Regions from separate parts of the Homo sapiens genome. Here region 2 is linked to region 1. A link is a loop called in an ENCODE intact Hi-C map of the cell type or tissue named here. Cell type or tissue: PC-3. All regions are shown on one strand. Links, peaks and the distances in the headings refer to the core of each region. The heading gives the core; the rest is flanking DNA.

Region 1 (15,982 bases), core at 2,986-10,985:
CTTCACATTTATTTGTGCTCAGCTGTTATCATTATCTAACATACTATGTAATTTACCTATTTTCTTGTTTATTGCCTGACTTTTCCATGAGAAGGATAAATCCCATGACAAAAGGCTCTTTTATTTATTTTGCTCACTGTAGTATCTCCAGGGCCTGGAACAGTGCCTGGCACATTGTAGATACTCAATGAATACTCTGTGAATGAATAAATGAATGAAGGGTCATAAAATTCTTCCCAGAGGAAGTGAGCAATTGAAAACTAACTTGAAATCTAAAGAATGCGACTGAATTATCCCAGCAAAGGGAATGGAGGATGGTAAGAAGGAAGAGGAACAGGAAAGAGCATTTCAAAGGAAGAGATTTGGAGTACATCAAGATTTTGGTAAAGCTGAAGGCTAAGGGCCAAAGGTTCAATAGGAGATAACAAGGTGTGGCTAGTGAAGGAGGCTGGGACCCCATCCTGCAGGGCCTTGGAAGCCAGGCAAACAAATTTGCACTTTACTCTTACAGCAATAGAGGATGTTTGAGAAATTATAATCAGAGGACAGTTATTCTTTCTAACTAAAAATAAAATCATCATGACTAGAGTAAAAAGGGGTAAGGCTGGAGGCAGAGAGACTGGCTAGTAGGTAGAGGAGGGATGATGTGTGTACCAGAGTAGAGGTGATGGCACTCAAGAGAAGCAGAAGATTCTAGGGTCAATTAGAAGACTTTGTAATTGGTATTTATGTATATGATACAATAATATCTGATTAAGTCACAGAATTATTAATTATATGCAATAAAGATTACATGTATTTCTAGGGTGGGTCAAGAAGAGAAAGATAAGAGAGAAGAAAGGGTCAAAGGTGATGACTGAGTTTCTGGCTTGGGTAACTATAGTATCAGATATTAGTAGTATCAGACAGATATTAATTAAAGAGCATGTAGTATAAACATGGCCCAATTTTTTGACACTCCTCTCAATGACAGGTAGGGTTTGTAAACCAAAAAGTATCTGAGACAGTTCTCAATCAGTTTAGAAGTTTGCTTTGCCAAGGTTAAGGACATGCCTTTGACATTAAGATGTATGTTCCATGTCCTGGAAAGGCAGGACAAATGGAAGTTGGGTCAGTAGGGGATCAGTGCTTTCAGGTCATAGGTGGATTCAAAGATTTTCTGACTGGCAATTAGATGGGCTCTTGATAAATACCTGGAATGAATAGAAGGGAGTGTCTGGGTTAAAGTAAAGGGTTGTGGAGACCAAGGTTTTTATTACACAGATGAAGCCTCCAGGCTTCAGAGAGAACAGATTGTTTTAACGTTTCTGTTTCAATATTAACGCTGGTCAGTTGTGCCTCAATTCCAAAGGGAGGATGGTATAATGAGGCATGTCTGACTATCCATTCCCATCATGGCCTGAACTCATGTTTCAGGTTAACTTTGGAATGCTCTTGGTTGTGAGGGGGATCCATTTAGTTGGTTGGGGGCTTAACATTTTATTTTGCTTTACAGGTCCTATGTCCCTTCCTCTTAAATTTGGGCAGAATTTGTGACTTCTTTGTCCAACAAAATATCGCAGAAGTGATGCTGTACCAGACTGAAAAAGAGTGGCAGTTTCTAGCTGTGGTATCTTGGATCCAAAGAATCAATGACCCCATACAACAGACCCAGTAGAGTTCCCAGGAAACAGCCAGCACCAGCCATGTTGGTAAGATATCTTGAAAATAGATACTTCAGCCCACTTGAGCCACCACAGCTCACACCACCTGGAGCACAGTCAAGCCTTTTCTGCTGAGCCCTGCCCAAACTGCAGATTTGTGAACCAAATAAATAATTGCAATTGTTTTAAGCCAATAACTTTTAGGGTGGTTTGTTGTTAAAAGCTATGGATAACCAGAAAAATGAGAAAGAGTCAACAAGAAGAGAAATTGTCATGATTTTTCTGTGTGAAACCACACAGGGTTAAGCAGTTGTGGTTGCCTAATTATTCCTACTCCATGGGATATCACAGGAAAGAAGAGAGTGTGCTTTACTATGGGGTTACACTGTTATTTTGGGATGATCCTGAAAGGAGTTAATTCTGATCCAAACTAACCAGAGAACTGACAGAATATATTACATACTTAAAGATCATACTTTCATTTTGTTTGAACCACTGGAGGGAATCCAATCCCAAATTAATATAACAAAACCAGAAGCTTGCTTAAAAAATATTTTATCAGATTCCAAAGTTGAGCTTGTGGTAGGGTGTACTGGAACCCTTTAATAGGTACTCTAGTAAAGACATTCTTTTCATTTTGTAAGTGAACAAAAGAAGACAGAGTGAGCCTCTCTGGAAGTGCCTAAGTTATTGGTAGACATTGTCCCTATATTAAGTTGGAGATCAATAAGGCTCCAGATCAATATCAGAGCTTCATGTCAGGGGACACTATATGCATGTGACAGATGCAGCCAGGTAGGAAAGGAAAGTAAACAACTCTTTGTTTTTATTTAAACTACTTTTTTTTTTAAGTGAGTCAGATATAGACAGTTCATTTCAAGTGCTAGTATTCAGAACTGGAATGTGAATGGGATTAAAGTAGTTTTATTAGAGAAAGGGGAAGCCCAGAGGGAAAAAGGCATGAAAAATTCACTTCAAAAGCTGACATTAGTCCGACATGCTTACCACAGAGCCAGAAACCATGTAGGTAGACTTCAGCTAAAGGCTCTATAAACCCAAGTATTATTTCTATTATCATCCTAATCACTGTCTTCATTGAAAAGGAAGAAAATACACCCACATTGTAGACATAATGTTCAAATTATGCATGTGCCCTGGAGCTTAAGAAAGGTTAGATATGTCTCTTGGTTTTTCATGAATCTAACTTAGAATCACCCATTCAGGCTATTAATTACCAGCATTTCCCACATGTAATTACAGACTTTTTAGGAAATGGGTTGTTGCATATTTCTCTACCCAAAGACATGAGAGAGAATCTTACTCCTTTGTGGTATTTAAAACATGTTAGGTCAATGGATAGGTAAGTGATTCAAAGGAAAGAGAAACAGTATTACCATCATTACTCATGACCAAGAATATGATGTGGCCTCTGTTTCATGAAGATGAATTAATTCCAAACACCCCATCACAAAAATGTGGCCATTCTCACCACTTTTATGGCTTATGTAAGAGGGCATGTTGGTGTCTCCATAATATCAGCATTGGTGGAATTGTTTCTTACATCTGTTACATAAGGTCTACATACTTAAGTCCTTCTTGAATATAGTTCCAAGAGTAATTTTATCTTCAGGGAGCGATCTAAACTTTATTTTTAAAAAAAATGGAGATAATGCAATCCAACATATTTCCTTTGGTGACCTGAAATCTTACAGCCAGAATCAATGCCGTACTCTGATCTATTCAACTTAACGGTCTGAACGCCTTTCTGCTTCTTTAGAATGATCTTATTCATCTGTTTTAACCTTAAATGGTTTTCCATCTTTAAACTATTCAACCAAATAGCATTTTATTGGAAGGAGCAAAGAGAAGGGATGAGTTGGGAAGAAGAGTAAATCTTCTGTATCTCAACAACCCAACTTCCCAATCTATTTAGATAGTTATTTTAGGGTTTTTGTGTGTCACAAACTGAGTATTCAGCTATTCTTACGGAGGTTACATAACAGGTATAAAACATGCTTCTTCCCTTCAGGGAAGTACCTTTTACATCTGGTTGAGAGATGACACATGTAAAGACAAAGATATATCTAGTAAAATAAGGAAGTAAAATTTTCAAACACTGCGATGATAAAAAGGGGAAGAAAAATTCAGTGAGTGCACAGGGAATGGGATAGTTGCAAAAGCATCATTCATTCATGTCTTTACTCATCAAATATTGACAATGTTTGCCATGTTTCAGTGACTGGGCCAAGCTCTGGAAAGTCCATCACAAGTGAGAAGCAAGGCATAAACCTGGCTATGGCAGAATCTCAAAATTTGTGGGATAAGGGCATGACTGCCTGAGCTTGACTCCTTACTTTGACACTTATTAAAGATGGTTCCTGTAGGGATTTGTTCATGTGACTTGACATTTCTGTGCCTCAATTTCCTCTTTTATAAACAGACATAACAAGAGTTAATTGTCTTTTTAGAATTGCTGTGAAGATAACATGCGTGAACATATGCAAATGTTGGCCCATATAAACACTATACAAATAGAAGTCTACTCCTGAGAAATTAGGGGGAGACAGGCCAGGCAAGAGGTAAACCTAGGTAGCAGGGACTTGAATTGGATCAGAATTTCCAGGAACTTCCCCTGGTCCCTTTATTGACTTAGACTTAGAGGGCCCTGGTTCTGGGAAAAGGTGGGGCACATGCATCTCAGCCAGAACTCCTGAGGAATGTTCCACAGTGCTCAAACACAAGTGCAGGACACTACTCTCTTAATGCCACTGTAGAGTATGGACAAGCTTGAGGAGATGCCAAAGCCTGTCAGCATGAAAACCAAGTCAATATATGACCCTCTTCTCACTGCTTGGTTTTCTCAGCTGACTGGCAAGAGAGCTACCCCGAAACTTCTTGAAGAGGCCGTGTGTGGGGTGCCAGGCTAGGGAATTTATGAATTACCCCATTCAATTCCAAGCAATAAACCTCAGAGATAAGAACAGTGAGTCTCGTTTTATAGATTTGAAGTCTGAGGCACAGGGAAGTCAAGTGCCTTGTCAGTAAGAAGGTTCACCAGCTTTTATTTTGCCTCTTAGACCTAGAGACCAAGGCTTGTTCTAGGTTTGACCTTTAAGTCAACAGAGGTGGTAGAACTTTGAGTCACAGTATTTGATATCTAGTATGGTCAAGCCCACCAGAAGAAGGGAATGCATGAAAGAACCCAGGCTGACTGGCTCCAAAACCTATGGATCTGTAATTCCAGCAGGAAGAGAATGGGAGAAGATCCCACTGACAAGGGCCTAGCAGGAATTAATATTTTCCTTTCCATTGCAACATCCTCTCATTCCTGATGAAGAATTGTTAAAAGCAACATGTATTGCACCTCTTCCCTCCTCAGGGTAGGCCATGTAGGCCCTAATTGGGGGATTTGCTTTCAAGGACTCATGCACAGGCATTACACAGGCTAGTGACAAAGGTCTTGAGGAGTCACGCAGCTCTCCAACCCTCCAGGACCACTCAGGCAGGGATAGGGGCACTGTGATTGCAGCTGCCCACGCTGGGCGGCAGTAGCTCCCAGCAACAAGAGGCCACTCTGGCCCAGCAAACTCATCCCCTTTGTGGAGGGAGTTGTGTTTGTGTTCTGAGGCCCAAAATCATATACAAAATAATGCATGCCATTCCAAGGCATAAGTTAGACGGTTCCACCAGTTCTTTTCAGTTTGTCTTTAAAATCTCTGATTATACAACTTTAATTTTTGGCCTCTCCTCATTGGTCATTAGAGGGAGGCTGACTGCAGCTGAAGGGTGTTTTGCCACATAGCTGTAGATAAGCTAAATGCATGAATTCTTCTGAACCTTGAATAGTGCTGAGCAGAGGATTTGGGGACCTGCCCTCACACTCTTTAGAGAGGTCCCTGTGTTTTAGCCATGTCAGATGCAATTAGGTACAGTTCATCTCTCTTAAGTTCCTCGGGGATTTATTACGTGGGCTCTTGAAGGTTTCCCTTTCAAATGGCCATAGATTTTATATCCAAATCAGTGTGCAGTGATCACTCTCCTCCTAGCTTTAACTCATGGCAATTATGCCTCCATGGAAGTTGAGAATGTAAAGAGTAGAAAAACAAATGTTGCTCTTTGAATTGTCACATGAAATGCAGCAGAAGATAAAATTGATTTTGTAACATATCAGGTGATCAGAGGCTGTGTTGGCAGTGAAGCACCCAGCTCCCATGCTCCCTCTCCCCAAAACTGTGGACATACGTATCTTTTCTCATGATGGCAACAAGAGACTCACTTCTATCTCAGATCCTGTCATGACACTGAAAATGAATTGATTCTGCGTCTCAAGTCAGAGCTGGGCATGATACAATTTGCTGAGATCCATTGTTCTGCTTTCCACCAGTCAACACACAGTTTGTATATTTCTCATCCAAAACGAAAGCACGATGCATACTCTGCTCTCACGAGGCTAAAAAGAGCCAGGGGTTGGATTTGCACAAGTTTAATTCCTACTAAGATTTGCAAAAGATAATTTGAGAAACACATAGACTTTGTAGCTTTGAAGGAACTTAAAAATGACTTTCAACAACCTCTGTCCATTTGGAAACCCAGGTGTATTTAAAATTATTTTCGTAGTTTGTTTTTAATCATCAGTTTTCATGAAAAGAACCAGATTACTATGCTCTTTTAAAGCACTAATTTGCTTTAAAAAATAAAAAGAGAGAAGCACAATGACCAATTGTCTTATGAATCAGAGCTATACTCTATATATGCCACCATTAACTCAACAGTTTGTGATGAAAGAACAATGTAACCTCATCATATTCTCTAACAGTGCTGAGTCATTTCTCTATGAAAGGACTAACAAAGCAGGCTTATGTCTCATCTTCTCTCAAGCAAGTTTAGCCACATTATTACAGTATTTCACCTCTATAGCCTCTCCATTTTCCTCTGAGTCATTGTTTATCTCTTCCATAATCTAACTGGAAAAAAGTAAGTTAATCTCAAATGTCAAATCTATATGTGTATACCTTTATGTCTGAATTTCAAAACTGACTAATGTCAACATGAGTGAACCAATCTGAACACTCTAAAAGATAGGTCAAATTCATGCTAACTTGGAAGAATACTTTTTTAATATTAACCCAAAGAATTTAGGTATACAGATGACATACATTAAATTTAGTTAATAATCAACTCATTCTTTTTCTGTCCATGTAAACATGAATCAGAATGGGTTGTTAGTGAATGTAAACAACAAAACTATTCACCTACTTATTAATTTATTCAGTGTGTGTTTGCTGAACCTGTACTGTGTACAAGGTTTTAATTACGCAATGCATAAGGGTGAAGATAAAAAATACGGAGCTCACAGTCCATTTGTCAGTACAACAGAGATGAGTAAGGTGAAAACCACAGAAGCACAAAATAGTGTTATGTGATAATCAGAGAGAAGAGATTACATCTGGCTGAAGCATGCAGGAAGTAATTAGAAAGGGTCATTTAATGAAGGTGGGGTATTAAAGATGGAAAGAATAGGTACTCCAAGTAGAAAGACAAAGGTATCAGGGCAAAGAGCTAGAGATAAGAAAGCCTGGGCAACATAATAGAAGCAGCCCATTTCAGATGGGCCTTTGAACTGGAAGAGTGTAATTTGAGCCTGGAAGGGCATGTTGAGTTTAGACCATGGAGAACCTTGAAAACTAAATTAAAATTCTGCTGGTTAATAACTAGGATAGATCATATTATCAACTCGGCCAGTAAACTATTTAAAAAAATAAAAGAATTCATCCAATAAATTATTAGGTAGAATTGAAAATGTTCTTTTGACTATTTCAAATATTTTGCTTTTGTGTTTTAACTAATTTAAGCAAATGATATGTGTTCATGGTTGTATGCTCTATGGTCCCCTATCCTGAGTCTATCTCTATTTTGTAATGTTTCTCTATATAACATTTATTACTTCTCATCAAATGACTAATAATTCTTATAGTTTTACTTTAAAGGCATCTGACGTCAAACAATACATAAAAGAGAGGACATAGACTCCCTAACAAAAAAATATGAATGTGCCCCAACTAATCATGCTTTGACACTCTTGATGTAGTCTTTCATGGAGATGTAGCATTTCCAGTAAATCTTATGCAAGGTCTCAGATTCTACCTTTGCGTACAAATGCCATACAGGCCAAGTAATATTTTTAGGGTTTAAGGATGTTCTCTTTCTTCCCTTCTTCAGACTAAGGAATGTAAAATGGCAAACCCTCTCAATGCTTACACACATTTGGCTCTGAGTCAAGTTGAAAGCAAGATGCTTAGACTATTTACCATTTTACTTCACAAAGGAATTCTCTTTGATGAATGAAAGATCTTTGCAAAATTACGCTTACAGGTATGTTTATAAAGTTGTGTACAAAAGAAGAGCCAGTGTAACTATTCTAAAAACTTGAGGAAAAGGGACTCTTCCCTAACTCCTTCTATGGAGCCAGCATCACTCTGATACCAAATTCTGGCAAAGACACAGTGAGAAAAGAAAACGACAAGCCAATATCCCTGATGAACGTAGACACAAAAATCCTCATCAAAATGCTAGCAAACTGAATCCAGCAGCATACAGAAAAGTTAATTCACCATGATCAAATGGGCTTTATTCCAGGGAGGAAAGGGTGGTACAACATATGCAAATGAATAAATGTGATTCACCACACAAACAGAACTAAAAACAAAAACCATATGATCCTCTCAATAGATGCAAAAATAGCTTTCAATAGAATCCAACATCCCTTCACGATAAAACAAAACAAAACAAAACAAAAAAACCTCAAGAAACTAGGCATTGAAGGAACATACCCCAAAATAACAAGAGCCATCTATGACAAACCCACAGCCAATGTCACACTAAATGGGCAAAAGCTGGAAGCATTCCCCTTAAGAAGAGGAACAAGACAAGGATGCCCTCTCTCACCACTCCTATTCAACATAGTATTGAAAGTCCTAGCCAGAGCTATCAGGGAAGAGAAAGAAATAAAAGGCATCCAAATAGGAAAAAAAAGTCAAAATGTCTCTCTTCACTGATGTAAGATTCTATACCTAGAAAACACTAAAAACACCACCAAAAGTCTCCTAGAATTGAACAATGACTTTAGCAAAGTTTCAGGATATAAAATCAATGCACAAAAATCAGTAGCATTTCTACACACTAATAATATTCAACCTGAGAGCCAAATCAAGAATGTAATCCTACTTAAAATAGCCACCTGAAAAATAAAATACCTAGGAAAATAGCTAACCAAAATGTGAAAGATCCCTACAAGGAGAACTACAAAAGCCTGCTGAAAGTAATCACAGATGACACAAACAGATGGAAAAACATTCCATGCTCATGGATTGGAAGAGTATATATCCTTAAAATGGCCATTCTGCCCAAACACAGTCACTGCTATTCCTAACAAATTATCAACATCATTTTTCACAGAATTAGAAAAACTGATTCTAAAATTCTTACAAAACCAAAAAGGAGCCTGAATAGCCAAAGCAATCCTAAGCAAAAAGAACAAAGTCAGAGGCATCACATTACCTGACTTTTAAGTATATTGTAAGACCACAGTAACCAAAACAGCATGGTACTGGTACAAAAACAGATGCATAGGCCAGTGAAACAAAACAGACAACCCAGAAACACAGCCACACACCTACAACCATTTGACATACAACAAAGTTGACAAAAACCATTAAGAGAAAGGATTCCCTACCGAATAAATGGTGCTGGGATAAGTGGCTAGCCATATGCACAAGAATGAAACTAGACTCCCACCTTTCATCATATACAAAAAGTAACTCAAGATGGATTAAAGATTTAAGTGTAAGACCTCAAACTATAAGTCCTAGAAGAAAACCTTGGTAATACCATTCTGAATATTGGCTTTGGCAAAGAATTCATGACTAAGTCCTCAAAAGCAATTGCTACTAAAACAAAAATTGACAAGTGGGACCTAATTAAACTAAAGACCTCTGCACAACAAAAGAGGCTATCAACAGAGTAAACAGACAACCTACAGAATGGGAGAAAATATTCACAAAGTATGCATTAAACAAAAACTTAATATCCACAATCTATAAGTAACTTAAACAACTGAACAGGCAAAAAACAACCCTATTAAAAAGTGAAACGAGGACATGAACAGACATTTCTCAAAAGAAGACATAAAGCAGCCAAAAAATATGAAAAAAAGATCACCCTCACTAATTATTACAGAAATGCAAATCAAAACCACAGTGAGATACCATTTCACACCAGTCAGAATGACTATTACTAAAATGTCAAAACAGAACAGAAGTTGGTGAGGCTGTGGAGAAAAGAGAATGCTTATACTTTGTTGGTGGGAGTGTAAATTAGATCAATTTCTAAACTGTAGAAAGCAGTTTAAAAATTTCTCAAATAATTTAAAACAGAACTACAATTTGACCCAGCAATCCCAATACTGGATATATAACCAGAGGACAATAATTGTTATACCAAAAAGTTCACCATAGTTCTATTCACAATAGCAAAGACATGGAATCCATCTACGTGGCCATCAATAGATGACTGAATAAACAAAACGTGGTAAATATACATCATGGAATACTATACCTCCATGAAAAAGAATAAAATTATATCCTTTTTAGCAACATGGATGCAACTAGAGGTCATTATCCTAAGTGAATGAACACAAGAACAGAAAACAAAATACTGCATGTTCCAACTTATAAGTGTGAGCCAAACACTGGGCACACATGGACATAAAGATGGAAATAATAGACATTGGGACCACTAGAGAGGGGAGAAAAAGAAGAGTAAAGGCTGAAAAACTACCTATTGGGTACTAAGCTCACTACTTGGGTGATGGGATAATATGTACCCCAAACCTCAGCATCACACAATATGCCCATGTAACGAACCCCCCAAATCTAAAATAAAAGTTGAAATTATTTTTAAAAAGAATCAAAATACTTAAATGCTTTCCAGTAAGAGGAACTTTGAGAAAATAAAGTGGATGCATAAATTTTGATGAACAAATTCCCAAATAGTCTTTTTTGAGACAGAGTCTCACTCTGTCCCCCAGACTAGAAGGCTGGAGTGCAATGGCACAGTCTGGGCTCACTGCATCTTCTACCTCCTGGGTTAAAGCTATTCTCCTGCCACAGCCTCCCAAGTAGTTGGAACTACAGGCACGTGCCACCACGCCTGGCTAATTTTTGTATTTTTAGTAGAGATGGGGTTTCACTATGTTGGCTAGGCTGGTCTCGAACTCCTGACCTCGTGATCCGCCCACCTCAGCCTCCCAAAGTGCTAGGATTACAGGCATGAGCCACTGCGCCCAGCCCAAATAGTCTTTTCTAAATTGAAACCATCAACACACAAAGTCAATATATCTCTTTTGTCTAAAAATTCAGTGTCATCACAAGAAATATGAAACTTTGGCCAGGTGCAGCGGCTCATGCCTGCAATCCCAGCACTTTGGGAGGCCAAGGCAGGCAGATCATATGAGGCCAGGAGTTTGAGACCAGCCTGGTCAACATGGTGAAACCCTGTCTCTACTAAAAATACAAAAATTAGCCAGGGGTTGTGGCGCACACCTGTAATCCCAGCTACTCAGAAGGCTGAGGCATGAGGATCATCTGAACCCAGGAGGTGGAGGCTGCAGTGAGCCAAGATTGCACCACTGCACTCCAGCCTGGGAAACAGAGTGAGACTCTGTCTCAAAAATAAATAAATAAATAAATAAATAAATAAATAAATAAATAAATAAATACAACCTTTTTTGTTCATGTTATTGGACCATGTGCAAATTCCTTGTTCTGTGCCAGAACTTCTGTCATTTCTGTGCTTATACCTTGTGATAGTTCACAATGATGATAACCTGAAGCAAAATTATTTCTATCTTGCTCAATGCTTGCTTATTCTAATATAAATAAAATGTTCAATGATGACCTATAAAGTTTGTTTGTGAATTTAGTAATCCAATGAAATTCACCTTTTCTCCCTTGGTAGCTTTGAATTTTTTTTTTTTTTTTTCTTACCAGACCTCACCATCAGTTCAAGTTGTCTGCAGTTTACAAAAAGAGGAACAAATACACTCTTAAAAAAGGACAGCACCTCAATAAATAAATAAATAAATAAATAAATAAATAAATGAATCTCCATTTGATACTGCCTTCCTGAGACCCTCAAGTCACAGATATTTCTTTACTGGTTCTGTGATTTTTGTACAATTATTTTTTTAAAAATTATGCAAATGTTATGAAAGAAATCTTTCTTACCAAAAGAGAATTAAACAAAGCTGTTTCAATACTTACTTTAAAAAGACAGATATAAATATATTCTCCTAATAAGTGTTAGAGATAGGCAAGCTTAAAGCAATATTATTATCTGGCCTAACACGTCTTTACTTTTAACAGATTGCATTCAATTCCAGAAGTTTCTAAACAAATTAGGGTTGACTCAATTGAACACAAAATTAAAATAGTTCTTATCTGTTAAAGTACCAACATCAATCAATGTTTAATATGCTATCCTGAATAAATTTGTATTTTATTATTTTATTTTTATTTACTTATTTATTTTGAGACAGAGTTTTGTTCTTGGTGCCCAGGCTGGAGTGCAATGGCGCAGTCTCAGCTCACTGCAACCCCTGCCTCCTGGGTTCAAGCGATTCTCCTGCATCAGCCTCCTGAGTAGCTGGGATTAGAGAGGCCCGCCACCACACCTGGCTAATTTTTGTATTTTTAGTAGGGACAGGGTTTATGTTAGCCAGGCTGGTCTTGAACTCCTGACCTCAGGTGATCTGCCTGTCTCGGCTTCCCAAAGTGCTGAGATTACAGGTGTGAGCCATTGCACCCGGCCCTGAATAAATTTTTAGAAACAACTGATTTATTTACATGTTTATGCATTAATGAGATTTTCCACCTCAAATCCCATCATCTGAGTCTGGAGCATTCCATTTTCATTTCAATTCTCAATAAACAAATGAAGGGCAATTTATAAAGGCCTACACAGAGCCTCAAAGATCAAGCTACATCTAGCAAAAGTCGACTTAAAACACATGTAAACCTAGTGATGTATCCAAGTGACTGTAGTTGCAGACAGACAATATTCTAAAAAGAAACCTAATAAAAGAAAATGAAATTTATCTGAGGGGTTCTTATGAGTAGAAAGTCATAATAATAAATGTAAGTATAATACCAGGAAGACTCAATAAGTTTAGATGATAAAAACATGTATTGAACTTTTACTACATTCTGTGCATGCGTTGAGCACATTTGATATATTAACTTATTTCCAAATATGCTACCCTTTCTTAGAGTTTTTGTGATATTGTCAGGCTTTGTGTTCCCACCTAAATCTCATCTTGAATTGTAATCTCCATATTCTTCATGTGTCAAGGGGGAGACCAGGTTGAGGTAACTGAATCTTGGGGGCAGTTTCCCCTATGCTGTTCTCATGATAGTGAGTGAGTTCTCAGGAGATCTGATAGCTTCATAAGTGTTTGGTAGTTCCTCCTGCATTCATTCTCCTTCCTGCTGCCTTGTAAAGAAGGTACCTTGCTTCCCCTTCCCCTTCAGCCATGATTGTAAGTTCCCTGAGGCCTCCCCAGCCATACTGAACTGTGAGTCAGTTAAACCCCTTTCCTTTATAAATTACCCAGTTCTCGGACAGTTCTTTACCACAGTGTGAAAACAAACTAAGTCACTTAGTGATGAAAATAATAATGATAATGGGTAATATTCCTATATTTTTTGCTAATTTTCAGGTATTACACTAAACCATTTTACTTGTGTCAAATCTAAAATCCTCAAAATTATCCTATAAGATGCACTTACCCTCATTTTACAGATCTAGAAACTTAGAAGCAAAGAGGTTTAATAAAATACCAAAAGCTATTCATACCACTAGCCATTTTCCCCTCGTGAATGATGACTCTCTGATTACTGAAATGGTAGAAGGGCAACCTGGATCCCTGTCAGACATCATGTGAGAGAAACTGTCTAGCTGTTTACCCTTTTTTTCCCTCCTGAGCACGTAGCTAATTTTCCTAGCCTCCTCTGCAATTAGAAGGGGTCATATGACCAGAACTTGGCAATAGCAATGTGGGAAAAAGTGACAAGTGCCACTCTGAGGTTTAGCCCATAAAAATTTGCCATAAAATCCTCCACTCTCCCTCTTTCCCTTTCTGCCAACTAGTGTCAATGCTCACAACAACTGCAGAAACCATGAGTTGAAAATGGCAGAGTGGAGAGTTCTGTAGATGTCTATCAGGTTCATTTGATCCAGTAATGAGTTCAGATCTGAATATCTTTGTTAATTTTGTCTCAGTGATCTGTCGAATATTGTCAGTGGAGTGCTAAAGTCTCACAATATTACTGCGTGGGACTCTAAGTATCTCTGTGGTCTCTAAGAACTTGCTTTATGAATCTGGGTGCTACTGTGTCGGGTGCATATATATTTAGCATAGTTAGATCTTCTTCCTGAATTGAACCCTTTACCATTATGTAATGCCCTTCTTGGTCTTTTTTAATCTTTGTTGGTTTAAAGTCCATTTTGTCAGAAACTGGGATTATAACTCCAGCTTTTTTCTGTTTTCCATTTGCTTGGTAGATTTTTCTCCATCCTTTTATTTTGAACCCGTTTGTGTCACTGCATGTGAGATGGGTCTCTTGAAGATAGCATATCTATGATCTTCTTTCTTTATCCAGATTGACACTCTGTGGCTTTTCATTTGGGGTATTTAGCCCACTTATATTCAAGGTTAGTATTCACATGTATATATTTGATCCTGTCATTATGTTGTTAGCTGGTTATTTTTCAGACTTGTTTATGTGGTCATTTTATTATGTCACTGGCCTGTGTACTTCAGTGTGTTTTTGTAATGGCTAATAATAGTCTTTCCTTTCCATATTTAGTGCTTCCTTCAGGAGCTCCTGTAAGGTAGGTCTGGTGACACTGAATTCCCTTAGCATTTACTTGTCTGAAAAGGATCTTATTTCTCCTTCAATTATGAAGTTGAGTTTGGCCATATATGAAATCCTGGGTTGGAATTTCTTTTATTCAAGAACGTTAAATATTGGCCCTCAATCTCTTCTGGCTTGTATGCTGAGTTTCAGCCGAGCGGTCCACTGTTAGTCTAATGGGCTTCCCTTTATAGGTGACCTAACCTTTCTCTTTAGCTGCCTTTAACATTTTTTTCTTTCATTTCTGCCTTGGAGAAGCTGATGATTATGTGTTTTGGAGATGATGTTCTTGTGAAGTATCTTACTGGGGTTCTCTACATTTCCTGAATTTGTTGGCCTTCCTAGCTAGGTTGGGGAAATTCTCATGGTTGATCTATTGAAATATGTTTTCCAAGTTGGTTCCATTCCCCCTATCTCTTTCAAGTATACCAGTACCATTCAGGACATAGGAATGGGCAAAGATTTCATGATGAAGACACTAAAAGCAATTGCAACAAAAGCAAAAATTGACAAATGTGATCTAATTAAACTAAAGAGCTTCTGCACAGCAAAGGAATCTATCAACAAAGTGAACAGACAACCTACAGTATGGGAGGACATTTTTGCTAACTATGCATCTCACAAAGGTCTAATATCCAGCATCTATAAGGAACTTAAATACATTTACAAGAAATAAACGAAACAACCCCATTAAAAAGTGGGCAAGGACATGAACAGACACTTTTCAAAAGAAAGCATACACATGGCCAGCAATCATATGAAAAAAACCTCAACATCACTGATCATTATGGAAATGCAAATTAAAACCACAATAAGATACATCTCATGCCAGTCAGGATGGACATTATTAAAAAGTCAAAAAAAAAATAATAGGTCCTGGTGAGGTTGAGGAGAAAAAGGAAGACTTGTACACTGTTAGTGGAAGTGTAAATTAGTTCAACCACTGTGGAAGACAGAGTGGGGATTCCTCGAAGACTTAAAGACAGAAATTCCCTTTGACTCAGCAGTGCTATTACTGGTTATATACCCAAAGGAATACAAATCATTCTATCATAAAGACACATGCATGCATATGTTCATTGTAGCACTATTCATGATAGCAAAGATACAGAATCAACCTAGATACCCATCAATGATAGACTGGATAATGTGTCATATATACACCATGGAATACTATGCAGCCATAAAGAAATGAGACCATTTTCTTTGCAGAGACATGGATGGAGCTGGAGGCCATTATCCTTAGCAAACTAACACAGGAACAGAAAATAAATACCACATATTCTCACTTATAAGTGGGAGCTAAATGATGAGAATACATGGACACAAAGAGAGAAACAACACACACTGTGGCATATCGGAGGGTAG
Region 2 (15,982 bases), core at 3,231-11,230, 57 kb after region 1:
GGAAAAAATAGTTCTGGACCATCACATGTTAATTGTAGTTGTGGGCAAAAAGGGGAAGAGAAGTGGAAAAGAGAACTTGTCCATTTTTTTGGTCCAACAATAAAACAGAATAAAATTATCTGACTTAAGATGTGCCAAAACATACATAGCATTCCTCAGTAAAAATGCAATGGTTAATAGTTATTAGCATGATGTAACACAGTATATATTAAACTCATTACACCTGCCCCTTTCAAGTGTCAAATGTCACCTCTTCAGGGAAGCTTTTCCTGACTCTCCATCCTAGATCAGGTTCAATGACGTAACATTCCTTCACAGCACAAGTTCCATTAGAAAGGCATTTGTACAATTATTTATTTCAGATTAGTCTCCACCCATTGCATGGTACATTCCAGGTAAGCAGCAGGATTATCTGTCTCCTACCACTGCTGTCTCTTGGGTCTTGCAGAGTGCCTAATGCATAGTAAGCACTCAAATGGCTTTGAATGACTGAATTAAGAAAAGAATGTCCATACTGTCCCAGTTAACCCTAAAAGTGAAGTGAGAATCAGGGAACTTCTTACATAGGTGTTATTCTGGATGGTATTTTGGTAACACATCTGAATATTTAGCATGCATAACCTTTTGCCTCTTTCATAGAAGTTGTATATACAGGAATGGTCAAAGAAACGTTTTTCATCCTCAAAATAGCTCAGAACCAACTTCCAATAGCAAGTAATTAATGAAACAAATTCTGCTATATACTTAGAATGCATGAACTAGTTGCAAAACAATATATATAAAGCAAACATAGGAAAATTGTATACATATACAGAAGAAAATGAATATAAAAAATTCTGAAAGAATATCAACTATTAGCAGGGCTTACCTTTAATTGGTATATATCATCTTTATTTTCTTTATTATGCCTTCCCGAACTTTACCAATGAATGCACATTAATTTCATAATCAAAAAATAAAAATTTTAAAAGAAGGAAAACAAAAGATGGTGTGATCATAATATGAATAGAGTGTAGTGTTTCATGAATGTAATTTTTTCTACTTCATATGAGACTATTAGATATTAGATAGTATGTAAAAAATTAAATGGTTATATATTTTGAATTCTTATTAATAAATGTCAAATGTTTATTAAAATGTTAGTCAATAATTAGGCTTGTAAAATTAAATATCTAACCTCCAATACTCTGAATAATGAAGGCTAATAGTTTCCAAGAGGAAACACAGCAAAGAGTATGTTCCAACAACTTTTTTTTTTTTTCTGGCAAGGAGAATATGGGTACACAAAAATAAAACACAGTTACTAATTAGTTACATTATCTGTGAAGTCTATCAGGGTGCAAAACCTAGATCAAAAGAAAATTTCAAACTTCTTTTATATAACTGGGGTCAATGGCATGAGCTTCAGTTTATGATTTTTGATTAAGTGACTAAAGTAATGCTTAAATCTCAGAAAGGACATAATATCTACCTAGGAGTTATTGTGAAATAAAACCACGTACCATGTAAACAAAGCATCCATGCCATATGTGGAATATACTTTTCACTCAAGCTGTGTTTATTACTATTGTTGTTGTATGTAGGGGCTGGATAGAGGAAAATAATTTGCTCAAATCGTCAATAACTGTTACAACTTCCTACTTAATGCGGTCGCTGTGAAAGGAGACTAACTACTGTGTAGATTGACAACCAAATCCCAAGGATATCAATACAGAGTTCAATAAGTCATTTGATGCCAACCTAATTTTTTAATGTAGTTGGAGTAGTCCCTGGGGGCCCTGTGGCTGCCGCAAAGTAGTTCCATAACAGCAAATGTCACAGCCATCCAAGGACGCGATGATGCTAATGTAGCATTCTTCATAAAATAAAACAGGGTTGCTGCTCGCCCTGACATCATAACAAAGCCCTGATGGATGTGCACTCTGCGTGCTGAATTGATTTTTGTTAAGTCCGAGCTCTCATACTATTTTATCCTAATGTGCCTAAATAAGCAGTGTTGACTCCTTAATTTACTCATTTTAACACCAGCAGCTTCCAGGACTCCATTAGCATGATGCCGCATTTAGGCTGTCTGCTGAATTTTCTAACCTCAAATGTACGAAATCTGAATTGCTAAAATTATAAAACTACCAGAAAAATCATTTCTTTTAAGACCAGTAGGAACTTGTGTATCCGCATTTCAACTAGTTACATCCGTGAATACTTCGACTGGAGGGTACAGTGAATTAATCAGGATGCTCGGCTTATTATGACAGCTGATTGTGGATACATGTTACAAACACAACCCAAAGGCCCTAAAGAAGCAGTTGAATGTTTTGTCCCTGAACGAAGCCTTTGGAGAGACACGCATTGAGTGAAATTCAACAAAACAGAATGCAACTCAATAGATACACGAATTCTGCCAAAAGCAAAATAGACTATTAGGGTCTGGAGTAATTTGGAAATAAACAGTAAATTCTGTAGGAAAAGAAAATAAAAAGAATTACTGCAAGCAACAGAAACAGAATCTTAAAACAAATTGAAAATACACACCAAAACAGAAGATTATTTTAACTAAGAAAAATTCAAAAAGAATTTGTATTAGAGACATTAGCCTGATATACAATGAGGATGCTAAAACCTTGGGGATATAGTAATACATGTATTTATTAGGGAATGTAAAAATCTGTTTTCTTGGGAGTCAATGCATGGGTATTGTGGGTTCAGGCTTGTGTTTCATTTTTTTTTTTTAACTAGTGTTTATTTCTGAGTGTTTGGTGGTTGTATTTTATTACTCAAGGAATTGAACTATTGCAGAGTGATATATTCAATGAATTTCTCCTTCTATCAAGTTCAGTGTTTTACTGGTTTTAAAAACAGCCATTACTTTTATTGTCTCTAGCAAAACCAAACACATGCTGTACTTTAGTTCCACATCTGTATTGATAATGATAGGTCACCAGCTCTTCAGTACAACCCAAACTGTGGCATTATAAAAGCCTATCTCCTTATTGAAGCTTAGCCTTTGCTTGTAAAAACAAGGTGAAGGTCCAATTAACTATTCAGAGGAAAATGGGAGGGCGATCTTTTGTGCATAGGCATCCCCATTCGAAAACCTATAATCCATAATGAGCCCTGTTTAACACAACGGATGCTCTCCTTTCAGACAAGCCCAAATACCAGGTCACTAATGAGCAAGAATTTAAAATGTGAAGGCCATGAATAAAACAAGTTATTGTGAAAATTGGCTCATATTAAGAGATTTAAAAGACTTGGCTAGTCCTGTTTGGCCTGACAGGTCTAGCTAATTAATCAAATGGTTTGATAAGTAACTAACTTCTCCCACTTTAAAGAGGAATTCTAATCTGCCAAACAGCGAAGGAAAAGAACAATCTTGATGCTGCTTAAAATATAAAGAATGGAATTTCATGGCCATGTGCATGACCTATATTTTTTTTTGACAAAGGTGTTCCAGTAAAAGCTTTGATATGTGGATACGCCTAATAGAAAGCATTAGAAATTAGCATATTTTAATGCCCTTGTTATAAGCCCTTACTTCAGGAAAAAGGTACCAATATGGAGACCTTTCTAGAAAAGACTTTGGACACTGTTGTCACTGGTCAGGTTTGCTAGGAGAAAGCTTGCAATGGGGCAGAGCACAAAGGACCAGGTTTCTTGTCTTGCTTCACTGCCAAGCACTTTCCTTTTACGGCTCTCACTGCTAGGCATCTCTGTGGCACAGGAGCGGTACTTGGTTAATTAGAATGTTCAGGAATCTCTTTCTCTTGTTCTCAATTCAAAAAACAGACTTATCGGGTGGTAAGTCTTTTATTGTGCTTAGAGTGAAAGCACACAGGGCAGACGTGCCTGCAGCAGTGACAATGGACCATGTGGTTAAAAAGGCAGCTGGAGGCCCTGCAAAGTGCAAAGACTTAGGAGTTTTTCAGAGGTAGATTGAAACATGGAGCCTCACCACAGGACCTTTGTAACCTCCTGCAGGTCATTTAAAACATTTTGAACCTCATTTATCTTAAATGGAAAATGGGACGAATAAGACCTTTTATGCAGGGCAGCTCTGTGTTTAAGGACAGTGACCGGCACATGGTAGTACCTCAATAAACACTATTTTTTCTGCCTGAGAACTTAAATGTGGCAGAAAGTTTCTTTCATGGCCTCCAAAGAACCACACCTCCTGGTATTTATATATCCATGGGTAGCCCCTCCCAATTGCCATGGGACTAGATTTGGCTAATGAGACATTAACAAAAAACTGGATAAGTACTTGCACACTGGGACTTGTACTCTTGGAATGCTTATTCTCCAAGATGATCCCTCTTTGAAATCAGCTGCCATTCTGTGAAAAGCTCAGCCTAGTCATGTGGAGAGGTCACGTGAGGAGAATTGAGACCTCCCAGTAGACAGCCAGCACTGACTTCATAGCTGTGTATATTAAACCACCATGGAAGTGGATCCTTCAGCCCCTCCAGGTGAGCTATCCCATCTGATGGCACATGGGGCAGAGATAAGCCATCCCCACTGAATCTTGTCCAAACTGTAGAATTATGAGCAAATCAATAATTGTTGCTGTTTCAGGCCACTATATTTTGGGATGATTTTTTAGCAACAGACAACCAGGAGACTTCATAACCTTTCTTACCGTCTGCTACTGATGACCAACTCCCAAGAATTCTGCAGAGTGTTTAAAGAAGCTACAGTATGCAATACCATGACTAGCCAAGTATTTTCTGAGAACTTTGGAATTTTATAATTGTTCAACAGCTCTGAATTGACAAAAACAATTGGTCAAATATACAACCCTCTCTCTTTCTTAGAGATATTCTGAATAAATAAAGTCACCAGACATATGATTACCATATAGATAAATTTTGGAATTTTCATATAGTTGTGGGAAATTTTTATGTGTTTGGCTTTGGTATTTCTCCTCCTGCAGTCCATGATTTTTAGAAATATCCTCAAAATGAACTGCCAATATGGCAAGTTCCTAACTAGCTTTACTTATATAATTTATTTTACTCTGTCAACAAGCAATGTAAGTATTTGTACTTGGAGTATTTTGAGCATATCTTACAATATCATAATCTGAAAACAGTGAGGTAGCAAAGACTGCTATTTCCTATCCCAAAGTCTATTTCCTCTTCTTAGCGAAAAAACAACAAACAAACAAACAAACAAACAAAAAAAGCCACCAAATATATTTGGGATTTGGGATGGTATTACACCCAACTACAGTTCTAGCATCCCAAGCCTTCCCGTCAGCAAGGTATGGTCATGTGAATTAGCTCTGACCAACAAGACCTAAGCAGAAGTGATGTATGGGATCCACAGAAAGACTCTTTGTAAAGAAGAGGACAACTCTCTTGGTTTCCCACTTCGCTTTTCTAGCTTCCTTCTTAATGCGATGGCTGGTAATCTAGCAGCAGTCTTGAACCATGAGGCAACCTTGAGTGTGCTAAGGATACAGAAACCCAGGTCCCTGATGACAGCTGAGCCACTCTGCCAGCTCCAGACTCCTTATGTCTGCACTTTTTGTTTTAACATGAGGATAAAAAATTAACTTCTACTTTGTTTAAGCCACTATTATTTCAGGATTTCTGTTATTTGCAGATAAAATTAATTATAAGAAATACAAATAACTTAAGCATTGCTATACATGAAGAAAAGAAAAAGGTTTGATTGTAGTCTCAGTTTAAAATTTTTAAATGGAAAAGAAAATATTTCTGAAGAAGATCAACAAGTTACAAATAGGGAGAAGTTTGCTGCTGAAAATTAAATATACACGACCTAGAATCCCATAAGAGTCCACAGCTTTTTGTTATAATTTGTTTTGCATATTCAAAGATTACACAAAAATAATCATAGAATCATGCCTCTATAACTGCTGAACAGGGAAAGACACAGAGAAACTAGTCATCACTGTTGTATTTCTTCAATGGTTTGGCCATGCCATTTAAGTATACTTTGAGAACATCCAGTTAAAGAAGAAGACCGAAACACACATTCTAGATTATAAACTGAGAAAATTTGCCTAAATGTAATCAAATGACAGCACTTTTTTTTAGATATAAATACCCAGATTCTATACAATGAAATCCAATGTGGAATTAATCCATATCTTCACTAATGACATGGATGGGAGATGAACACAATGGTGTGGGTACATGCACAGATGTATGATAATAATTATCGAAAACTCTATCAAAGCACATTTTTATTTTTCAGAGGAAAATTGCAGGAGGTTATTTTTTCAATGACTGAAAAGAGCGTGTTTTATAACTGAAATCTCAAACTCAGATAGTTTCATGGTGAAAGATTATATTTTCAACAAAAATATTCAGATGCCTCACTTAAATGAAAGTTAAACCTACCAGGAAATAGCCAAAGTTCAATTGTTTTCCTAATAACTATTGAAAATAGAAACTCAGAAAACACTTTCACTCTCCAGACCTTGTAACGCCAAGCCATAGCTCATGATAGCATTGCAAGCACACCAAATGGCTTGCCGAAAACTGTAGCTAGAAAAATGAGAAAGGGGACACTGTGAATGGCAGAGTTTACTATTAAGTAGAATATTATACAAATGATACCCACAAGGTTTAAAAGGTTCAGATACCCTAAAACTTATCCATCTTCAGTGGAAAGTTATCCATCTTATGTGGAACAATATCTTATGGGTTTTCAGTAGCTAGAATGTTACCATATTTTGCCAAGGCTTTAAATGCAGGTATAATTCTTTTAAAAAATCATTGAAGGATAAGTGATATCACATTCCCAGCTAAGGTCCATCAAGTTTTACAGAAATAAGGGTCTTGTTTTGTACAAGATGCTAGAAAATGCACTTCTAAAAGGTCTATGGTACTCATGCCTTCAAGATATATTTTGATATATCTTGTTCTTACCATTTTGTTCAAAACTATGAGATGTCAAATACCTACTTTATGGATTTCTGAATAAACATTTGAATCCTAAACAATATCAAACATCCATTTAGAAGTATGAAATAAAACAACTATACTTGTAGAAGGACCAGTCTGAGGCACCTATAAGATCAGGCAGCCCTTACTAAACGGAAGTCTTTGGAAATGTAAGTATACACTGGCAGGCTTTACTCATGAGTACACCAGGGCCAGCTTGGAAGTGCCAGAGTGGGTCTTGGACAAATCTATTCACCTACATAGTAGCTCCCAGTGGTCTTGAGTGTTCTCCCTAAACTTCTATATGATCAACTGGAGTGTAAAATGAAGCCATCTGAATCTTCTTGGACCATTCAATAGCTCTCTTATTCTCCTACTCAAGGACCATGCCCAAAGATGTGGACTAGACTTAGGGAAAACAAAAGAGAAAGAAACAATTAGGTGAGGCTGTTTGCTTACGAAAGTATTGTCTCTGGTACACATGATGAGAGCGAGTGTTCTCAGCCTTGACTGCACATTGAAATCATCTGGGAACTTTGAAAAAAATCCAGGTGCTCAGGCTGAACCCAAGACCAATTAAACCAGGATTTTACAGAGATGGTACTCAGAGATAAGGATTTTTTTTGGTAAGCTCTCCAGGTTATTCCAACCCCTTTATCTGACCAAACTCTCTGCTAGTTATTGACACGTAGGAAGGTCATCAACAGAACAAGGAAAAGGAAACATGTAAACTTCCCTTAGTGAAATTATGTGGTTGTGGGTATACAAGCTAATTCCTGACTGCCAGATTAAGATATTAACCCAATTATGCTCATTTTAGTATACTGAAAAAAAGAAGTCATCATTTTTATTTTAATTTGTTCAACTGCTAAAAGAATAATGTATTCCAGTGTCAATATGCCAAAGCAAATACATTTCATATGAAAGGCATCTATTTATGAGTCTTAGCAAGACTGGAAAACTGCCAATGCACATTTTCCAACAGACTAGGAGGCTTAGCAGGTAGTAAGCTGAACTGGCATGTAAGACCCTATGTTAATGAAAATGCCGAACTCTGGTTTCCTAACTATTCATGATTGGGAAATGAGAGTTTACGGTTCCGGAGGCTTTCCACGCAACGCACATCATCCGGGCATAATGAAAAACTGACACCTAAGTACCCAAGCATCATGTGAACACTGTGCAAATGCTATACAGAGAGTCACGGCAGCTTAACCAGATGGAGAACAAAAACACAGCAGCGCACAACGAATGAGTAAGTAAAATCCCTATGAATCAATTCACTCAGGCATAATACTCTAAATCCTTAAAAAGGGGGGAAAAAAAGAATGTAACGGAAATCTATTTCCACAATACACCCAAGGGTAACTAATGTAACTAACTGGCTAATGACAATACAAGATTAAAATAAACACCAAAACCCACTATACCTGGATTCATATTACTTAGATGAGAAGCTAAGTTAAGATATTGTAGGGAAGCTCACTTAATTACACTGGTGATGAAATTGTCTTTTCTCTTTTCTTGAGTTTAAGCAGTTATGCCTTGGGCCCAACTTTCCTGACCTTGTGAGTAAGTTGAGCCACATGTTCAGCAGAAGATATCACAGTAGCTGTATTTTTATAAGAAAATTCCTTTTTAATTATAAAACTAAAGCAGAGAAAACAAAAAAAAAAAAAAAAAAAGGAAGAAAAATTATTCCTAATCCCACCACCTTCAGATACCAGAACGGTTAAATCTACATCCACGACTCCTTTTAGAATGAAAGGATGAGGTTCCTCCAGATCTTTGGCCGGCAGATAGAAGTAGGCTTTCTATGTAGGCAGTCTTCTTAAAGGCCTTCAGAAGCTATTTCACTAACATTTACCCTTTCCTTCAAATCAAAAGCACAGACAATGCTATTGCTTTCTCCCTTCTTCAGTGCAAACTCTCCCAAGTCTTCTCTTCCTAAGTCCTCAGTATCTCTCAAAGAAATCTACTCTGTCCACCTTCACCAGCAGCACTCCGGGATGATCATCAGAATTACTTAGGATGCTTCCTTTCATTTGGTATATTCCTCTTCAATCTGCCCACACACCAGAGCCAGAGGAATCTCCTTCATGGGCTTCCCAGGGCTTTTAGGTTGGGAACAACATCATGATATCTGCTGCATCTTTCACAGGGCTTCCATCTCCTCGGCTTCTTCTGTCTCCACTCTCCCTCCTGAACTCAATGTCCCAGCCACATTGTCCTTTCAATGCTAGAATAAGGCCTCTGGGCCTTCCCAGTGCCTAGAACACTTCTCTCCTTTCCGCTCCCCTGACTCCCACTTTAGCTTAGTCATCCTCTTTTAACTTTCAGCTTAAAATTTACTTCCTGCAGAAAGCCTTTTCTGATCCCTAAAATCAATGAGGTCTTCTGGCTTCGGGCTCTCTTATCAACTGAATTTCCCATCACAACACTCATCCCCCGGTATGTACTGATCTGTTTAATAGCTTAGCTAACCTCCCTACCGGATGGTAAGCTGTATGAGGGGAAGGTTTTGTTTCTCTGTCTTAGAAGGTGGTACTCACATTGCCTAGCTAAGTGGCTGGGCCATAGTGGATTTTCTACAGAATATTTGCTGGAAAAGTGAATGAAACTTGAATTCTCTTATGTTGTACCTTTTTTTTTTTTTTTTCTTATCAATACGTCTTGCAGCCACACCTGAGAATTCAAGATACTCAGGTCAAAATACTGACTGACTAGTTTGTGATTTTTTGGGGGTTTTTTGTTTGTTTTTGTTTTTTGTTGTTTTTGAGGCAGAGTCTTGCTCTGTCACCCAGGCTGGGGTGCAGTTGTGTGATCTTGGCTCACTACAACCTCTGCCTCCCTGGTTCAAGTGATTCTACTGCTTCAGCTTCCCAAGTAGCTGGGATTACAGATGCCTGCCACCACACCCAGCAATTTTTCTGTATTTTTAGTAGAAATGGGGTTTCATCATGTTGGCCAGGCTGGTTTCGAACTCCTGACCTCAAGTGATCCACCCACCTCGGCCTCCCAAAGTGCTGGGATTGCAGGCATGAGCCACCATGCCCAGCCAAGCTTGTGATTTTAGACAAGTTAATTAACCTCTCTGAACTTCGGTTTTGTTAATATAATAATAGGCATTCAATAAGACAGTAACCATAGCTATCATTGCCATCACAGCAGCCACCTCTATCTCCTCTCTCAAAAAAAAAAAAAAAAAAAAAAAAAACCTAAGGAAGAGAAACAAAAACAATCTCTAAACAGTAATACTATTTGGAAAAATTATTATGCTTCCATTCATATTACCATAGCTGTAGCTCTCATTCTAGATTAATAAGTACATATCCCTAAATATTATAGTTTTTGTAATGGACTCCTTCAAAAAATGTAATACTGGCCATCTTCTGCATGCATGCTATATGCTAGTTGGCATCCTTTAGATAAAACTAGAATTTTGGCAGGCAGACTCCCTATTTTCTTTCATAGGTGAACCTGGAATCTTCATGTGTCAAAATCTTGAAATCATCTGAATGTTTCAGCCACAGGATGCAGTTACTAAAATACCCCGAATAGAAAAACAAGATATTACTGACTCCTCCCTTTTCTATATGAATGCATCTTCAGGGGGGTACTCAGAGACCAGCGGGCTAAGACAGAGAAAGAAACTCAATGCCAGACAAAGAGCCAAAGCCACTCCAGAAGGTAGTAGGATTTTGTACTACTCATAGTAGACGAAGTAAATGATTCCCATAGATGGAGTAAATGATTCAACTTCATTTGCACCTCAAGGATTTTCCGTGGCTCTTCACTGCCTCTGCCCATTACCCTGACTGTGCGGACCTCAATGATGGTGGTGTGTCATATTCTTCCCTGGTGTCTGCCTCCATGCCTAGAACAGTGGCCCCAGCAGGGGATATCCATAAATGTGTACAAACTAATGAAAAAAATGAATACACAACTACGAAATGATCCTTCCATCTTCCATAGATCAGGATAGAATAAAAATAACACTTTGGGTGGATGTAAGCCCACAGAAGATATGGCAGATGTTTTTGGTGGCCCACCTAGAGCACTTAGCTGTTACTGCTTCAGTGTGCCCCAACTGGCATCCAACTGCTAGTACAGGTCATCGCCTCTCATTGGCTCAGTGCTTTCTCTGAAACTTCAAAGACTACTCTGTCCTTTTGCATGGCAGGCTGGTAAGTGTCAGGGACATCACATCTTCTTCAAACCTTGTGACACTCAGCCAGTGACTGAAGAGTTGGTGCATAAATATCCTACCTCCGTTGTCCCTTAACTCTGAGACATGGTTTTAAACCATTTCCAAGGCTTCTCTCAGTTGCTGTCCCCTTTCTCATTTCTCAGATCCCTATCAGTATTTTATGAACTTATAAAATAAACCAAACAAACAGGACCTCTGACACAGGAACTGCTTCTGAAGAAACTCAAATTGAGACAAAAAACGTATATGAAGAATACAGAAGTCAACGTGCAATCAGCTAAGACAGCCCAAGGAGTCAGTAAGAACTTCTGCCTGGAAGGCAAAATATACAGTTCTAAATAAACTTTTCATTAACTTCCATGTTTTATGATTTTATAAATTGTGTATTCTCATACTGATAAGACAACTTAGTGTTCATGTCTTTTACATGTGGTTTTCAACACGACGCATGTATGAGCCACAGGGGCAACAGGCATTGTGGAAATAAATAAACCAGTGAATTGGTCATGGGCAATATGTTCTTAATGAGAAAACTGGCTCCCTGCCATGAAATGTTTCTTCAAGCACGATTTCAAATGCTATATCAGTCAAAAAAGAGTGCAGTTTCAAAATAAAATGCTCTGATAGTTCTATCTGCTTAGCAACAAGTACATTGGATAAGAATTCTAACATTAATTAGCACTCCCACATCAAGCCTTCAAAACAAGAGGATGAAAGGAAAAACTGTAAATCGGCAGCTTAAAATTAAAAGATTTATGAACAGCCAAGTTGTCTTCGAATAACATTTTGAAAATCATATTGCTCAGTGATAAGCATTCATTTAGATGTGTTCTTATATAATGTTAATATATGTGCTTTAAGTGTGTAAGAAATATTTTATTTACGTGAGTAGTTTTATTTCGATTCTATGTAGCTACTCTTGTATCTTTCACTTTACATTTTGCAATTATTTATTTTTTTTTCAGTTTACACAACTCAAATTCAATTGTGTTTCATCAGAAGACATAATAGAATGATAGTTTTAAGGCCAGAATCTCATATAATCCAATTTGGTTCCATTACCCAATTTGTCCAACTATACCTGAATGTAGTCAATAATAACATGCACCGCAATTCCTCTCCTTGCTGAATTGTATCATAATTTTCCATTCTTAACATTAGTGTCAGGTGAAAAAAGGGAACACTTAAATGTGTCCTTAAAAATACAGTTTATATGTATGAGTATAACACACACATATAAATAAAAAATATGAAAGTGGTTCTGCTCTATGTTAGAAATTGAGGAAATGTGATCAATTTATACAGATGAAAAATGGAGATAAGGCAATTTGTAAACTGTTAAGGAGTACATAAGCTTCTAAAGGCTTTTGAAGGTCTTCTGTAATTTGTCTTCTTTAATGCTGATACCTTCATGGATCTGGGCCCTTGCCTTATACTGGGTATACTACACTAATTTATCCTTAAAATGTTAGGAATTATTTACTTCTTAAACAACATTTTTGCTATTATAAAGTTAAAAATAGAAATACAGATGTTTGGAAATCAGAGAACATAAAGGGAGATGGAGGCTGTGGGAATGATTCTTATATCCCTCATCTGTTTATTTTTTCGCTTTTGATAAACTCTCCTTCCATCCTCCCTCTGCCCCGCAACAAACCTACCATCTTATCTTTCCGTACCTTCATTTAAAAATATCTGGAAGGAATAGTAAACTGAGGGCGTATTGCTCATTCCATTTTCCACTCAACTCCTTTTAATGTGGGTTCTTCAACTGGAAGCAGAAAAACACGTGATGGAAAGGAACATCTGATAGTGTTAAGGGGACCGGAGTTATTCAGGAGTAAAATCAGCAGCTAAATGACCTACTTTAAATATCACTATTAGACACGAAGAGTCAAATAGAACGTGAGAACACTGACTTTTTAGAAACAATGACCAACTTTATATTTGGCACTTTAAAATATGGTTGTAGATGGCAAATCATAAGGGTTACATGAACTCATGTGTGAAAAGAGTTGGCAATGTTATTATGTTAGATATTTTAAAAATAAAAATAAAAAACAAAAAATGTTACTATGTTAGATATTTTATTTACTAACTTGTAGAATAACATTAAAATATATAACATAATAACATTTATTGATCGCTTGTGCTTGAGTGCTACATTATACCAGAGAAAGAGACTTATTCACAGAATAATTAGCCTAGTATTTAGCTACAGATTGTAATACTAAACAGCACCTCTAAGAATGACATACTAATTTTACATTTGCAATGCTATAGAGGGAATTCAGATGTTGGCAGATAAATATGCACATGTGCGTGCACACACACACACACCCACACATAATTCCAGGGAATAGATGTAGTTGTATGTTATGATAAATATTAAATCTATAAAAACTTCAATGTCATTTGGTAATGCAGGAAACCAGATATGAAAACCTATTTATGAAAGCAGACATGCAAAATCCTAAATCAAAATGCATCTACTTTTAAGATAACTTTTTTCTTTCCGAAAGATTCACTACTGGCTGTCTTTAAAATATATACTTTGTTACATAGTTGAAATAAGCTATCATGCAGAAGCTTCACCTAGACACAACTTATCTCCAGGAAACCACATCTTTCTAGGAAATAACAGCATGCAGCTTACATTATTTAAAGTATGTTATTGGGTAACAGATTAAAATATGTTACTCAATTTTTAGGGGACTGTAGGAGTCATAAAGCTTCCTCTCTCACCTTGAGGCCCCAGTGTTCTGCAATGGAGTTGACTACTACATTGAATCTTCTCTTTTGTTTGCAAAATTCCAGGTCATTGTTTCAGGATATAGTGTTTAACACTGTGATGACATAAGCTTTGGTGACACCATTCACTCATTCATTCATTCATTCATTCATTCATTCAATAAATGTTCAATGCATGTCCTTTCATCTGTTATTTTTCCAAGCATCTTAAGAGCTGATAGCTTCCTCTTCTGTGGTCTCTCAGCACTCTTTTTTTTAACTTTTATCATCATACTCAGTGCCACGCTCTGCAATTATTTCTTTGATTATCTGTCACCTTTAACCAGCACTTCAAGGGCAAGGATGACAATAACTTTGTCATTTTTGTTGCCCCAGAAATTAGCCATGTACCTGGAACATGGTAAGTACCTATAGTTTTTATTGAATAAATGATGGTTATAATAATATATCCTCCTTTAGAAGGCATTATAACTCCAAATATTCCATATTTTAGGGCACCCATTTCTCTCTACTGATGACTTTAATTTACATCTCTTATTACAAAACTTTAATTTTTTTAGTGTCTTCCAAAAAACGATCTACTATTCACATATCCACAGACCAGTAGAATGTCTTATCACAAAGATAAAATATCTGCTAACTCCCTTTTACAACTGATTTCCATAAAGTTATAACATCAATTTTATTTTTTAAAAAAACTGTAAGCATTTACTGTTGCCAAGCAATGAAAAGTTAGAAGTCTTCTGTCTCTTATTCCTCTTCATATGTGGCTCCTGGCTGTGACCAGCTGAAAAATTTCCATTTAGAAATGGGTAGTGGTGAGATGGCAGAATCTTGAGACTAAACTTCAGATTATACGGTGAAAAAGAGAGACACGAAACAGCACTGATTTGGAATGCACTCTGTCCGGGCTCATCTTCCACTTTCTCCATTCTGATGTTTAAAGATTATCTACAAAGTTGCTGTGGCTGCAGGGATATGATATTGTGATGTATACTAAGAAATACCTATTTGGTTTTCTTCCAGTTTCCTGGCACACAGCTCCTAAAAGCCTTGGAATTCTGGAGTGATAAGAGTGTATTTTGTATGTTAATGAGATAGCTGGTTGCTGGTTAATGAGATAGCTTGTCAGTGGATATGAAACCCCTAGACAGCTTCAGAATGGGGGCTGGTCACCAGAAAAGTCAAGACATGATCAGAGGGTTGGCACCTTCAGCCCCAACCTACAACATCGAGGGAGGGGAGGAAGGCTGAAGGTTAAGTGGATCACCAATGGCCAATAATGTAATCAATCATACCTACATAATGAAACTTCTATACAAACCCCAAAGGACTGGGCTTGAATGAGCTTCCAGATTGATGAATGTATGGAGGTATATGGAGAGTGGCACACTCAGGGAGGGCATGGAAACTCCACACCCCTTCCCACATGCCTTGCCCTGAGCACCTCCTCCATCTGGCTCCTTATTTGTATCCTTTAAAATATCCTTGTAAAGAAAATGTGGTACATATACACCATGGAATACTATGCAGCCATAAAAAGGAATGAGATCATGCCCTTTGCAGGGACATGGATGAATCTAGAAGCCATTATCCTCAGCAAACTAATGCAGGAAACAGAAAACCAAACACTGTATGTTCTCACTTATAAGTGGGGAGCTGAACAATGAGAACACATAGACACAGGGAGGGAAACAACATACACTGGGGCCTGAAGGGGTGGGAGGGGGGCAGAGGAAGGGGGAGAGCATCAGGATAAACAGATAATGCATGTAAGGCTTAATACCTAGGTGATGGGTTGATAGGTGCAGTTAAACACCATGGCCCACATTTACCTATGAAACAAACCTGCACACCCTGTACATGTATCCTGGAACTTAAAATAAAATAAAATTTAAAAAAAAGAAATTATTAATTTTCATATTAAAATATAAAGCCAATGAAAATATTTCAGAAGTCTCAAGATCGACAATTAATACTTGTTAGTAAATCATATCAACTCTGTAAAAAAAAACAAAAATTAAAATTAAAATATCCTTTGCAATAAACGGGTAAATGTAAGCAAAGCATGTCCCTGTGTTCTGTGAGCCACTCCAGCAAATTCATAAAA

The links. A loop is a pair of places that touch in the nucleus more often than their neighbours do. Peaks named below come from ENCODE experiments on the same cell type or tissue, not always from the same donor. Only the 100,000 strongest peaks of a DNase experiment are listed, where the experiment ranks them.
Region 2: a loop joins it to region 1, with 4 times the contacts of the local background. A loop is called at or near these places in 2 of 110 quality-filtered maps.

The regions. Positions count from the first base shown.
Region 1 is chr20:14,870,108-14,886,089 of GRCh38, reverse strand. The region is part of intron 5 of MACROD2 (mono-ADP ribosylhydrolase 2); the gene reads right to left. MACROD2-AS1 (MACROD2 antisense RNA 1) reads left to right here. Exons shown (of 2, transcript NR_110318.1): 2 at 1,496-1,837. Among named protein-coding and RNA genes, the nearest start is that of MACROD2-AS1, 51 kb to the left of the region's middle. In PC-3, for the core only: no CTCF peak of the experiment used is centred there; a DNase peak (open chromatin) is centred at 6,549; H3K4me3 peaks cover 705 bases; H3K27ac peaks cover 3,091 bases.
Region 2 is chr20:14,812,972-14,828,953 of GRCh38, reverse strand. All of the region lies in intron 5 of MACROD2 (mono-ADP ribosylhydrolase 2), which reads right to left. Among named protein-coding and RNA genes, the nearest start is that of MACROD2-AS1, 110 kb to the left of the region's middle. In PC-3, for the core only: no CTCF peak of the experiment used is centred there; DNase peaks (open chromatin) are centred at 7,543 and 7,873; H3K4me3 peaks cover 1,478 bases; H3K27ac peaks cover 1,716 bases.